Linked DNA regions of Mus musculus: region 1 is linked to region 2. Evidence: chromatin contacts called from ENCODE Hi-C or POLR2A ChIA-PET data. All regions are on one chromosome and are shown on one strand. The core of a region is the stretch at or near the end of the contact, and the rest is flanking DNA. Distances in the headings are between cores, read along the strand shown. Region 1 overlaps Npr3 (natriuretic peptide receptor 3). Region 2 holds the start of Npr3 (natriuretic peptide receptor 3).

Region 1 (6,720 bases), core at 3,751-6,250, 44 kb after region 2:
GTGTTGGTCTGGAAGTCTTGCCCTTAAGCAGTAGGTGCGGAACCCAAGTTACAGCATTCTCAGCCAACAGTGCCCAAAGAAGGCCTTTGAACAGCTAAAACATAGTGTTATTTATTGGTTTTATCATGGGAGAGGCCCTCAAATCCTTTCTTTGAATCCAGTTATTCCATTTCTGTTCTGATGGGATCTTACAATGTTGCCCAGACTGGCCTCAGGCATGTGAGCTTTAGTGATGTGGATCTCAGCCTCCTGAGTCACAGGGACTATGGTTACACAATATCTTACCTGTTTTACCCTCATTTTAAATATTGCTGTAACAAGCGCTGGGATTTCTTCCCCTAGTTTACAGAAGATTAGGATTAGCGAAAAACCAAGATGGCAGCATCTAGATGCTAGAAGCAGGCATAGGTGAGAATAGTGGGAAGTGGCAGGTGACAGTTAGGTCAACTCAATCAAATGAAGTTCCTGTATCAGATGCCAGGGCCTTGAGCCTACAAAAAGAGATATACCTGTAATATGGCCGGTATACTCAGGAATGGTGCAATGTCTAGGTATGCAGCCTTGCAAATATTCAAAAGAGATTGATGAGTGAAATGATTCAAGTTTGTGCTAAGTGCAGCTGCAGTGGAAAGGAGGGTTTGGGTGGCCGGAGGAGGTTTCTGTAAGATCAAGTGTGAGTGGACCCCTGAAAGTGAGTGTATCTATGAACGTCCTGGGAGGAGAGAGATGGCCTGCCTAAGAGAAGTAACAGAGTTTGATAAAGGTACTATTTGCAAAGGGGCAGGTACGGAGGAGGAAAAGAGGGGTCGTGGAAAAACAGTATAAGATGGCAAGCTATTACAGACCTAGGCTGAAGGTGGGAGAGAAGGGGAGATACCAAACTGTAAGGCCTATAGCAATTGGAAAGAGCCTTCTGTGGTATTTGTGGAAGACAGCAGGTCCTGACACTCAACCTGGACCTCTCTCTGAGTTTCCTGTCTTCCTCTGCCCTGGTGTCTCTTCTCTTCTTTTTCTGCTGTCTTTGTTGCTGGTGTCTTGCATGTCACCTGTTGTCTGAACCTGCCCTTCTGTTGAGTTTCAATTCATGTCTTTGCCCATGTGAATGTTCTCCTTTGCAAAGCACACAGATCACATTGGTCTTTGCATAGCCATATGGGAGTTGGATCACCGGCTTTCCAGAAAATCCACATGCATATAAGGGAGCGAAGGACAGGTGTCACTCACATGCTCATCTGAAAGCTAGTGACAATTACATTATTATGAATCTCACTTTTCAAATAAGATTTCCAGTGCTAGGGGTGATGAGATACATCTTCAATCTCTCTCTCTCTCTCTCTCTCTCTCTCTCTCTCTCTCTCTCTCTCTCTCTCTCTCTCTTTCTCTCTGTGTGTGTTATATTCAAAGGGCAAACATATCAAAAGATGCAACTCCCCATGTGAGCACTGGAAGTTTGTAAAAAGGTCATTGACACTTGTTTTCTGTGTTAGCTCTAGAGTTCCATTCATTGATTGCCTTCTTCGGGAAATTTCCTGGATTGATTTCCTGGCTGGTGTTTGCTCATGTCAGTGAGTTCCACGTGCCATTTCTGAGGTCCCCAGTCTATATTGTCTTGATGAGCGTGGGCATAACTCTATGATCTTGCAGAGACATATTTTTTTTCTAAATCCTCTGCTCTAGGTGATGAGGGAGAAGAAATTCTCCTCTTGTCTGCCAACAGCTACTATCTGGGCAGCATGATCAAAGTCACTTGCAAGTCCATAGAATTGATACAGGGGTGGAGCTAAGCTCAGGATGGAGACAGTTGTCTGGACAAATTAGGGAAAAATCCTATGCCGAGGAAGTCAGTTTAGGAAGGAAGAGATCTCCCATGCTAGAAGCAACAGCAATATTTTAGCTCTGTGCGGAGACACAGGTTGGGAACCTTAGCTCCACTGTTGCTAAGATGCCTGACTTTCCAAAAGCTACCTGATTTGTTTTCTCAAAATTCAGGAAAGGTGCAGTGTGTTTAGATTATCTTCCCCCAAGGCTAAAATATGTCGGCAAGTGATTAAGAGCCTTGATCTATAAAAGTGAGACCTCTCTTTATAAGACATTGAAGAGTGTGGAAGCCCTTGGAACACAGTGCTTTCTATTGTTGCTGGGGTATAGACTGTTAATGTTATGACTAATAGGGAAATTAAATGAAAACTGATAATACATAAAGTACGTTTGTGTGGTGTGTGTATTCATGGAGATAGACATGTGTGTTTGCATATGTGTATATACATGTGTGGAGAGGCCTGAGGTTGATGGCAGGAATCTTCCTTAGTAGTTCCACATCTTACTCATTGAGGCAGAGTTTCTCAGTTAAACCCAGAGCTTTCCAAAACTGTGAGTACAGCTGTTTCCATCCTCTGAGCACAAGAATTACAGGTGAGCTACCACATGCACTTGGCATTCATGCGGGTTCTATAGATCCAAAGTCTGATCCTCATGCTTCATAGCGAGCACTGTATCCGAGCCATCCTCTCAGGCCAGCTAATGTGTATTTCAAGTACAAAGTACAGATACGTTAAGTGTTTACCAAATGTAGAATTATCTTGGGCCTTGGAGCTACCCATGTAGCAGTCCCAAACCACTCCTGATGCTTGCTGTCTTCAGTGATACATGGGACTCAGACAAGATTCACTTCCAAGGCCTTACTATGCCCATTTGACAAGGCGATGCTGCCATTACTAGCTCTGAAGGGGAGAAAGCAATCCATGGCTCATCTCTTATTTGCTCTCTTTCAAAATTCCACTTTTTCCTTATGTGATCTTCAGCTGAATGAGAGGGTTAGAAGGCATGTCTTCTTCAGATGCTCTTGAGAAATTAACACCCACAGCTTTCCTCATTTGTATCGGGAACCAACGGTTTGTGGTAAGGAAGATAGAACCACCGTGTGACAGGCTTGGCTTCATGTGAATGCCACAGGCAAAACCCCAGGATGGTCCAGCTTGGCACTCCCCTTTGGGAGCGTTCTCCCAGCATCCCCCACCTGAGAGCTTTGAGGGCTTTTCTGGTGTCCAGGCACCCCCTTTTTACAGGTTCCTCTCACGATTCATGGCATTTGAAGTGGGCAGCACGCTCTACTTTGAGCATTGAGCAGTTCATCTAAACAGGAATTTGCCTCCCCGGGGAGCAATGGGGGAAGATACTGTGCACTGTAACAGAGCGGGGCATGCAAGAGTGCCATCTGTCATCTATGCTCATTTGAAAAAGGAAAAAATATGATTACTTTTATTTGGCTTTTTCCATGAGAGAGAATGGCTAGCAGCGCTGGCAGACAAGAGGTCACATCGTGACTCCACGTGTACAGCCTGTCTGCATGGGTCAGTGATACTGTCCGATGGAGATCGCAAACAGCCATGTTTTCTTAATGCAACAGCTTCATTATCTGGCCCGGGAGTGGCTGCACTTAGGAATTTAAGAGCTCAGCAAATGATGCTAAGCGGGGATTTTCTGGCTAGAAGGATGTTACGGTGGAGGGTTTTGATTGTCAACTTTCAAGGATCTGGCATCTCAGAGGAGACAATCTCCTGGGCACACCCAAGGAGTTATTTAGATTACATAAATCTGTGGACATGCCTGTGAGGCATTGTCTAATTGAAGCAGGAGAGGCCACACGAAAGGCAGCTTCCCTGAACTAGGATCCTGGGTTGCGTCCAAAGGAAGAAGCTAGCTTACACAAGCATTCACTGCTCTCTGCCTCCTGAGCACTGCAGTGCAGTGGGAGTCGCCGGCTCAAGCTGCTGCTACCAGGATTTAACCTCTCTGAGGACTGCTCCCTTGACCTGTGAGGCAAGACAAGCCTTTCTGTCCCTCCGCTCCTCTTGTCAGGGTACTTAGGTAACTAAAACAGATGATGAACACTCAAAAGAAGTTAATGCCTAGTTAAGGGCATCCCATTTCCTGTGCTTGGTAACAACAGTATGGTCTGTCATAGCCAGGACCTTGAGGTTCAAGGGTTGTTTTGTCCAGAGACAGGGAGGCACACCAAGTAATCTGGCTCCTTCTAGCTGGGAAGTCCAAAGGAAGGTATTCTTAATACAGCTTAATATCGTCTTCTCCCCCTCTCTCATTGTTTTTCTCCTTAATTTGCACTTGCAATTTTCGGCGCCTGTAATGTGCTAACGGGTTTCCCTCCCACTAAAAACCATGTGTGAGAGTGAGAATGTTCTCTGTGAGAAAAGACAGTGTCTGGGGGTTTGTTTCTGACTTGAGGGCTTATGAGGTAGGTGCGATGAAACCTCCTCCGCAGAGGGCCAGGGCGCCAGCTTCACTGGGGTCAGCATCTCTTCTGCTAATTGTGGCAAGAGAGGGAGACACTCCACTCTTTAAGGAGGTAACTGTTGCAATCTACTTGGAAATCAAGACAGAAGGAGATTTCAGACCAGAGTTTACGCCCAGAGCCTGCCTTGTTCGGCGTCAAACTTGTTAGGACAAAACCAATTCAAGTTCATCTTTCTTAGCCGTTGATTGTTCTTCCTATAGAGGATGCCTATGTTCTTCCTATAGAGAATGCCTCAAGAAGGAAGGAATTGGAAAGAGACAGTTAGGGCATGGTACTAGGGTGTATGACCAGGCCCATCAATGGCCCACATCAGTATGGCATCTCTGGATGAGGATTTAGAGAGGAGGACAGAAGGAGGAGGAGGAAGAAGAAGAGGAGGAAGAAGAGAAGAAAAGGAGGAGGGAGAAGAAGAGGATGAGAATGAGGAGGGAAAGGAGGAGGCAGACACAGTAAACAGGGTGAGGCCCTAGAACTCATGTCATATTTTAAGCAGAGATGCAGTAGGGGGCCCAAGAGTAGGGATTTACAGAGTGTTACAGGCAAGAACAAAACTCAGGAAGACTGAGCAAAACGATGGTACTTCTCATGCAGGTGTTGCTTGCATGAACATGGGTGGGGCATCATTTCCTGGAGGATGGGCAACTCCACAGTGGCTATGCCATTGAAGAACATGACTCCTTCTCTGGAAGCCAACAGTTAGCAGCAGATAGCTCTTCAGGAAGATGTGGGAAGTCTAGTGCTCTCTTAGAGGCCCCACCTCCCTAACATGTTCCAACCAGGATCCCATGCCATTCCCCTGTAGCAAGGTGATTTCTTTAAAGTTATAGAAGAGAAGATAGACCCATAGGGGAAGCATGGCTATGTTAAATTTAACAGCTAAGCTCTACTTGTTAAAATTCATCAGCATGCATGCTTTCTCAAATCATGATGACTTCATGGTCTAAGTGAAAAATTTGTATTCCTTTGGAAAATTAAATTAGCATATTCAAGGCACCCGAAAATTATCTTTGACTGGTAGATGTTATTTCTATAGCATTCTCTGCCTAAGAAAACAGTGTCTCTGAGACTTAAGCTTGGCAGCTAAGAGCAAGAACCCAAGGCATTCATGGTCTCAGGGACTTCCGTGAGTGTTTCATTTTAATCCCCAGAAAATCTCTGTGAGGCGATCCAGTGCTAAATTAAGCCTTGTATTTCACAAATGAGGAATCTGGAGATTTGAGGGGTTGAGTGAGGAGTCCCAGTTAGGAGTGGACTATAGATCCAGCTAGTTGCCAACTACAAGATCTCTGTGACCTTGAACCTGTCCTATGTGCCCTGAGGGTCGGTGGGATAAACAAATTTGGACAGTGCTTTCTACTAGGTGGTATGAGGATCATGGTGCTATAAGAGATCTGTCTGGGGCACCAGGGTGTGAATGAGGAGCCCTACTTTCCATCAAGAATAAAATGGGTCAATAAAAGCGATTGCTTATTGGAATTAGAAGCTAAGCAGAATCCTTGGGTTTAAGACTTCTCATCTCTAGAAAATCACAGCAATCCAAGCTAACGGGGTGATGGTGGCAGGAGCTGTGTGAAGACTTTTACATTCATTAACCTGATAGCAACCCCAGAAGGAAGGCACTGTTATTTCTTTAACTTTTAAGATGAGGAACTGAAGGCCCAGAACCATGGAGGCACACAGCTGCAAAAGGCAAAGCTGGAGCAGCCCAGGTTCTGGACTTTGGCAAGTCTGAAATATTTGGTCCTATGATGCAAAACAAGACTCAAGGAGGGGGTAGGATAAGGACAAATGAAACTAGGTGTTGAGCTGCCCTATGTGGGTGTGCCCATGAAAGAGATGATGTTATTCATGTATCTTGAATGGGGAGACGCCATCTGTGAATAGGCCCTTGAGTTGGGCCATACAGAACATCAGTGGGGGTGTTCTTCCTGTGGGTTCCCCTTTAGAAGAACTGGGCAGGCCGTTTCTCACACAAGCACCTCCCAGATTCATTGAGGAATGTTCAATTCTTCATGTAACCTTGGCTTTCTGTCATTAACTCCATCTCTTGAAACAAGGTATGAATATTTTTGTGCCGTTTGTACCATTTGCAAATTACCCAGTGTTTCAAGATGGTATTTGATCATTTCACTCCAGTTTATGTTGTAATGGTATACATGTGGAAGAAGGACCTACCCAAGGGATTTCATAGTCTTTCTCAGGAGGAAATAATGCAAGTCAAGTTATCGAGTGCCTACCAAGGACAGGCCAAGCTCCCTGGGGAGGACTCTTGATCCCAGTGGTCTGAGTTTCCACCTGTTGTCTCCATGTGGCCTTCATCCTCTCGCCTCAGCTCAGCAGAGCAGTTGCTGCTTTCAATGGAGCAGTGGTCTGGATATGCTCTTGCCACATTATTCTATTCATAGTGT
Region 2 (6,666 bases), core at 2,145-4,644:
TCAGGAGACAAAGAGCTGTTTAAATGCAACTTGTAGGGGCTGGTGAGATGGCTCAGTGGGTAAGGGCACTGACTGTTCTTCCAAAGGCTCTGAGTTCAAATCCCATGGTGGCTCACAGCCATCCATAATGATATCTGACACCCTCTTCTGGTGTGTCTGAAGTCAGCTACAGTGAACTTATAATAAATAACTTAATAAATAAATCTTTAAAAAAATAAATGTAACTTGTACATTCTTTGGGTCACAGTTCATTTTTTTCTGGACTAAGATGGCAGAACTATGTGATAGTTATACATGGTAGTTTTAGCTGGTTGCCCAAAGAACTCTGATGGAAAGTAAACAGATCCTCCTAACACCCAGAATAAGTAAACACAAACCTCCCAAGAGCACAATAGACTTGTTACTGTTAATAATCTTGCACTGTTGGCACTGGAAGACCTTTTAAAAAAAATCTCAGCATCTGTTCAGTTGGAATCTGCAAGGATGTGTTGAACATGCACGCGGACAGCAACCCTGTGTTCCCCTCCCCTCTGTTTCTGGACTGATCCACCATTTCCTGTTGTCTGTGCTCTTTAACAACAGGCTGGAAGCTGAGTGCTTCTACCCAAAGGCCACAGGGAGGCCAGGGTGCTAGCCATAACGTAAGTGCACTGCCCTGCTGTTGACCCAAGAGCGAGGCTGGGCAGCGCCAGAGATGCGAGAGGCACTCCATACCCGGTGCCCCTGAAATCCCAGACTCTTCCAGTGAGCCCACATGGTACACTGCAGAATCATACCGCTGTTGGCTGGTGTTCCCCAGACACAGGGCATACCGGGTAGTAATAGGAAACCGGCTCCGTCCTTCACGTCTCCTGGCAACCAGTTGAAATCCACTAAGACCCTCGGAATCCAGGATTTAGCTGTTTATTTTTTTCTTAAATAACGATGACTCTATAAACAAATGTTTGCTCTCCCAAGTGTTCAGGAAGGATTTAATTGCTGCGAAGTGCTAAATGTCAGTTTCCAACGTACGTGGATAACTCTTCAGAATTCAAATTTATATATCCACCTCTCTTAGAACTGGTTAGCAGTTCTAATTAAATAAACAAAAGCTCACCTAGGATTTAGAAGCCCCTACTTACAGCGAAGGCTTAGGGATCACTGTCCAACTGAAATCTAACCGGCACCCGGTATGAAGTTACCTTCGATTGCAGTTTTTTTTTTTTTTTTTTTCCACTGCTAGAGAGGGTGATGGAGAGAGGGCTGTTAGTCACTGATGCCTGGATTTGCCATGTCCTCGAACACCTCGATTTATCACTTCATAGTCACAAATGAGAGCAAGGACATTTTAGGGGGCTCGTAACTATTAAAAAAAAAGAAGAGAAGGAGAAGGAGAAGGAGAAGGAGAAGGAGAAAAGGAAGGAGGAGAAGGAGAAGAGAAGAGAAGAAAGAAAAAGAAGAAGAAGAAGAAGAAGAAGAAGAAGAAGAAGAAGAAGAAGAAGAAGAAGAAGAAGAAGAAGAAGAAGAAGAAGAAGAAGAAGAAGAAGAAGAAAAGAAGAAGAAATAACTATGACTTAACAGCAGCAGCCTGGGGCAGCGGGTGAAGAATCGCGTTCAAGATCCTGCCGAAAGAGGGCGTAAGTTTAAGTTAAGATTGGAGCACACACTGACGCCCAGCCAAATGAAAGAACATTTAGAAACATTTTAAATTAACTTTAATTTGCAAGACTTTGGTGTCAGAACTACCTTGTGTAATACAGCCTGTTCTCGCCGTAAATGTCTTTGCTGCGTGACCACGAAAAGAGGGTGCAGGGCCCTCTGGACCTGCGCAGCTGCTCGGTTCAGAGACGCGCCTCTCTGGTCTGAGACTTCTCCACAATCCTTTCCACTCCGTCTGCATCGCTGTGGTAGCTGTGACCAGTGGAAAGACTGGGTCTACCGGGCAGGACCTTTCTGGGCATCCTAGACTATCGGGCATCCTGGAACAGAAGCGCTGGGGTTGGCAGACTGCTTTTTAGGTACTTAAAGATTCTCTGGGGGAAGATCTGGGGGGCCGGGAAGCGGGAGTCCCTTTTAGTTGCCTGGTTTAGCAAATAGTACCTTAGGGTGATGCTTTTCAAGCTCCGCGACACTTCCTGGAGCGGAATCATTTATCCAACATCGGAAGCAACAAGTTTCGCTTTTCTGGTCTCAGTGACCCCGCGGAGGGGCTGCGCACTGGGACACGGTGACGCTGCGCCCACTGTGATTCTAGCGTGTCCCAGCAGCCCAGAGGGAGGAGGGCACCCACGCCGGGTGGGGGAAGGAGCGGTGCGACACCGTGCAGGCCAGATGGGCTTACCAGCTCTGCAAATGAATTTTCCTGCACCAGGACCTTGTTCCTTGTTCCCCGACCTTGCTCCAGGGACCAGAAAGGTCAGGTGCGGGACAGGACTGGGCGCACCCAGACAGAACGTGGCCAGATCAAGAAAAGAGGTGAGAGTCTATGGAGTTTTGCAAGGAAGCCACCAATTTGGAGAAACATTTCCCCTTCGTTTTTGCAGTGTGTGTGTATGAGTGTGTGCTTTGTGTATGTGCGCGCACTCATTTCTTTCAAACATATATACACTTTTTTTTTTTTTTTTTTTTTTAATCCTGGGGTTGGAGAAAGCGGAGCCAGGGAGAGGCGGGGACCTTAGAGTAACGCTGTGCCGCGAGGTCTCCCGCGGGTGTAGACGTGGGCGGTTGCGGCTTTGGGCCAAATCTGAGCACCGGCAACTAGTGGGGCTTAGGGACCCGGCAACCGCGAGTAGGCCAGGGGTGCGGGGAGGAGCCCTGATGTAAGAATGTTAATGAGAGGCTCCCCCAGCCCAGCCCCCACCCCGCCCCACCCCCACCCACCCCACCCGTTGCAGAGACAAGCCCGGCCTCGGCGCGCCATGTGTGGTAACGCGCTGCGCCGCTGCCACGCTATTTAAACCCCGGCTATGGATCCAGAAAGCCGCGCGAATCAATGGGATCAAACGCGAAGGAGGTGCACCGTCAATTACAAGCACTTGGACAAGTTTAACTTTTTTTTTTCTTTTACAAATAAGGCCTTCAAACGCAACCTTAGCAACGCCCAAATAAGAAGCCACCTCTAAGCCAAATAGCCTATGTGCAAAGGGAGGGAGAATATATATATTGATAATAAGTCTATATGTATATTACAGACGCACAGGTTTACATTCTGTGAACTTTTTTCTTTCTTTCTTTGCTTTAAAATTTTTTTTTTTATTTTTTAAACCTAGGGACATTGTAGAGGAATCTTCCTATCTTTTGGCGAGTTACTGAAGGGGGTATTCTGTTTTCTTGGAGCGCCCAAGGGGGCGCAGGGACAGAGGAAAGAAAAGAGCTGGGAGGAAAAGGGCAGGGTGGGTGGGGGGCAGAGGGCGAGCCGGCGGCCAGGGCGAGCGCTTGCTGGCAACACGATGCGGTCCTTGCTGCTGTTCACTTTCTCGGCGTGCGTGCTGCTGGCCCGGGTGCTGCTGGCTGGCGGCGCGAGCAGCGGCGCCGGGGACACCCGGCCAGGCAGCAGGCGCCGGGCGAGAGAGGCGCTGGCGGCTCAAAAGATCGAGGTGCTTGTTCTATTGCCCCGGGACGATTCGTACTTGTTCTCGCTGGCCCGGGTGAGGCCGGCCATCGAGTACGCGCTGCGTAGCGTGGAGGGCAATGGCACCGGGAGGAAGCTGCTGCCGCCAGGCACTCGCTTCCAGGTGGCCTACGAAGACTCGGACTGCGGCAACCGCGCGCTCTTCAGTCTTGTGGACCGCGTGGCGGCGGCGCGCGGCGCCAAGCCGGATCTCATCCTGGGGCCCGTGTGCGAGTACGCGGCGGCGCCGGTGGCTCGGCTGGCGTCTCACTGGGACCTGCCGATGCTGTCCGCAGGAGCGCTGGCCGCCGGTTTCCAGCACAAGGACACGGAATACTCGCACCTCACGCGCGTGGCGCCTGCCTACGCCAAGATGGGAGAGATGATGCTCGCTCTGTTTCGCCACCACCACTGGAGCCGTGCAGCCCTGGTCTACAGCGACGACAAACTCGAGAGGAACTGTTATTTCACCCTCGAGGGGGTCCACGAGGTTTTTCAGGAGGAGGGGTTGCACACGTCTGCCTACAATTTCGACGAGACCAAAGACTTGGACCTGGACGACATAGTGCGCTACATCCAAGGCAGCGAGCGAGGTGAGCGGGAGCGGGACCAGGGGGGTCCTTGGCTCTGACTCAGCGGTTCTCAGTGGCTCTCCCCCAAACCCCACCAAGTCAATCTTCTGCAGACCCCACCCTTCCCCGTAACCCAAGGACCCGTGGAGGTCGCGCGGGGGCTTGTCCAAGTGTGAGCTGCCTGATCCAGGGACGGGTGGAGGATAGCCCATCGCGGTGGAAGGGGTGTGCCTACACAGTCTCGGGGAGGTGGATCTGGCCAGTCGAGGGAACGTCTGAGCCGCTTGCTAGCGCCATCCCAGGTATGACAGGTGTGGCTAAACACCAAGGGTTTTCCCCCTCTTCGACAGCTCCGGAGTCCCGTGAGTTCCAGGAATTCCCTACTCTGTCCATTGCAGTCGCGCGCCCCCTGGCAGGGCCACAGCGTCTGGGGACGCCCCAGCAGTCTCGCAGCTTCTTGACTAGCTGGGGGTTGGGACGCATCTCCTGGCTCCCCTGGCTGCTCTTTCCACTGACCCTAGGTCTCTTTTTAAAGCCTTCCTTTTAGATTCCTTCCATGCCCTTTCTAGTGTCTTACAAGCTTCGATACAAGCACCAGAAGTGCGTCGCCGTGTCTGAATTCAGGCGACTCTCACTTCCCCCGGGAGCTTTGGGCTTCGAAGCCTCTGAAAGCGCGCGCAGAGCTGGGCTTGGGCGGAGCGCGCCGGAGGATCGTGCGCCGAGCTTCCTTCCCACGGGTCCCCTGCCCGGCCCTTTCTCCGCAAGTCGCTGAGGGTTTGGAACAGTAGCCAAACTAGACAGAGAATTTGGTACTGGGGAATGGGATCATGGCTACGGGGAGCGTGGGAATTCTCCGCAGCTGCCCAGGTTTCTGTCGTGTAGATAGAGGAAGGAGCCGAATCCCAGCATAGGGCATGAGTCCGGACGTCCCGGTTGGGGCTCACACATTGGAGAAATCTCGCCTTTGTTTCCCCTTGGTGCGCAGGCGCCCAGAATGTCCGCGGTATTACCCTCCCCCTATGACCCCACACCGCAAAGCTTCCGATGTTCGTTCGGAGGTGCTATCCTGGTGAGACCTAGGAGGGGCCGAGCTAAGCCAGGCACCTAGTTTGCCCAGTGTTGGTCGCACGAATGCTGGGGACCTGGGCCTGGCTGTGGCGGGACAGCGGAACACTAAGCTTGCAGGCTCAGAACAGGTGAGGTGGGCAGAAAAAGCTTCAAGAGTGGGGCCACAACTGCCCCTCCCCGCTCTCTACTCTAACTTCAAGGTGTTGTAGACAGTGCAGACAGGACAAGTTTCGACCTAAGAACTCCAGGCTGTCTGCGCAGAATCACTGTTAGGTGCGCAGGCAGGGCGTTGGTTATGTAAAAGGAAAGTTCTGTCCTATGGTGGCAGATTTGCCCCTGTTGGGCGAGAAACCCACATCTACTTTCTCCCCCCACTCCCAGTCCTCCGGCTACTGCAGCCTCTCGCGGTCCTGGGTACTGTTACTTCTTCAGTTCTGGGCTTCCAGAGCCTTAACTAAAAGCTGGAGACTTCCCAGGGCAGGCTGGGAATGGGGGCGTGTCCTCACGCCTGGCTAGATCCATCCGAGCTTTGCAAATTCTGGTCATTGCCTTGCTGAACCTAGAAAGGCGGTGACCTTGGTACAGTGGCCTAGGGTGAGAGGCCTGGCAGATCTGTCAGTTCCGCTGTTGGGCCCTTGAGCCGCACAGTGCTCTTAGAACCGTGATGGGGGAGGGCCACACTGTGAGAGTGGGCTGGGGGTTGGGGTGGGGTTGGGGCAGGTGTGTTTCGGTTTAAAAGGACTACAGCCTGCGTTCTTTATTTTTAAATAGTCAGGCTTATTTTAGATCTCCTAGCGCTCATTTCTCGTTCAATTTAGCAGTGCAAGCTTGTTAGTCTGGTGTGTGTGTATTTTATAGGTGAAATTATTATGATCTTATGATTCTTTCTCTAAAATCTGTGTCAGCAACAATAAGGCGAATTTTCTGAAATATAAATAAAAAATTCCAGGCTGCCCTTCTTTCAATTTCTTACTCTTTGTAGAGAAAGTTGGGAGATCTCAGGGCGCTGAGTCTCCACCTCATCGTGGCTGCTCAACGCATTAAGTAGTGGGGGTTTAGTATATGGTTTCAGGGGAGTTTGTGGCTCAGCCACTTGCTAGCTGTCAGGATCCGGGGCTGTTAAACTGTACCCCATCTTCTTCAGGTAAAGTGGGCTTCCTGCACAGCCACATCTTGGGGATGCTGGAAGGGTTTAATGAACTAAGTGACCAGAATTCTTTGAAACAGCGCCAGACCCACACAGTAAATGTGTGGGTTCATTGTAGCGGGCGTTGTGCTATATTCGATAATAATCACCTTCACCCAGAAGGGGAAGCCATGTCCTGGGAAGAGCTTTAGGCAGAGAAGACCACACCTCTGGACTCAGCCTTTCTGCCTTGCAAGGCACTGAACGTGGAACAAGGAGCTCGATGAGAATCAGGCCTCTTCCAACTGCTA

The links. Hi-C counts contacts between places; a loop is a spot of excess contacts on that map. ChIA-PET counts read pairs that join two places held with the same protein, here RNA polymerase II (POLR2A).
Region 1: a map of left cerebral cortex shows a loop between it and region 2 (4-fold over the local background). The contact joins the enhancer-like site here to the promoter of Npr3 in region 2. A Hi-C loop is called at or near these places in 3 of 37 maps with a recorded cell type or tissue (all left cerebral cortex). POLR2A ChIA-PET finds 5 or more read pairs at or near these places in 2 of 5 experiments (Patski and embryonic stem cell).

What each region holds. Positions count from the first base shown.
Region 1 is chr15:11,859,925-11,866,644 of GRCm38, reverse strand. The region is part of intron 3 of Npr3 (natriuretic peptide receptor 3); the gene reads left to right. Among named protein-coding and RNA genes, the nearest start is that of Npr3, 42 kb to the left of the region's middle. Within about 2 kb of position 5,000, at least 1 of the 3 ENCODE cell types and tissues checked has a DNase peak (open chromatin) inside an H3K27ac peak, as active enhancers do; it is left cerebral cortex, where a contact is called at or near this core.
Region 2 is chr15:11,902,402-11,909,067 of GRCm38, reverse strand. It overlaps Npr3 (natriuretic peptide receptor 3), which reads left to right and starts at 3,394. Exons shown (of 8, transcript NM_008728.2): 1 at 3,394-4,182. The coding sequence starts at 3,429. Gm5144 (predicted gene 5144) reads right to left here and starts at 2,543. Exons shown (of 2, transcript NR_131059.1): 1 at 2,080-2,543; 2 at 1,678-1,958.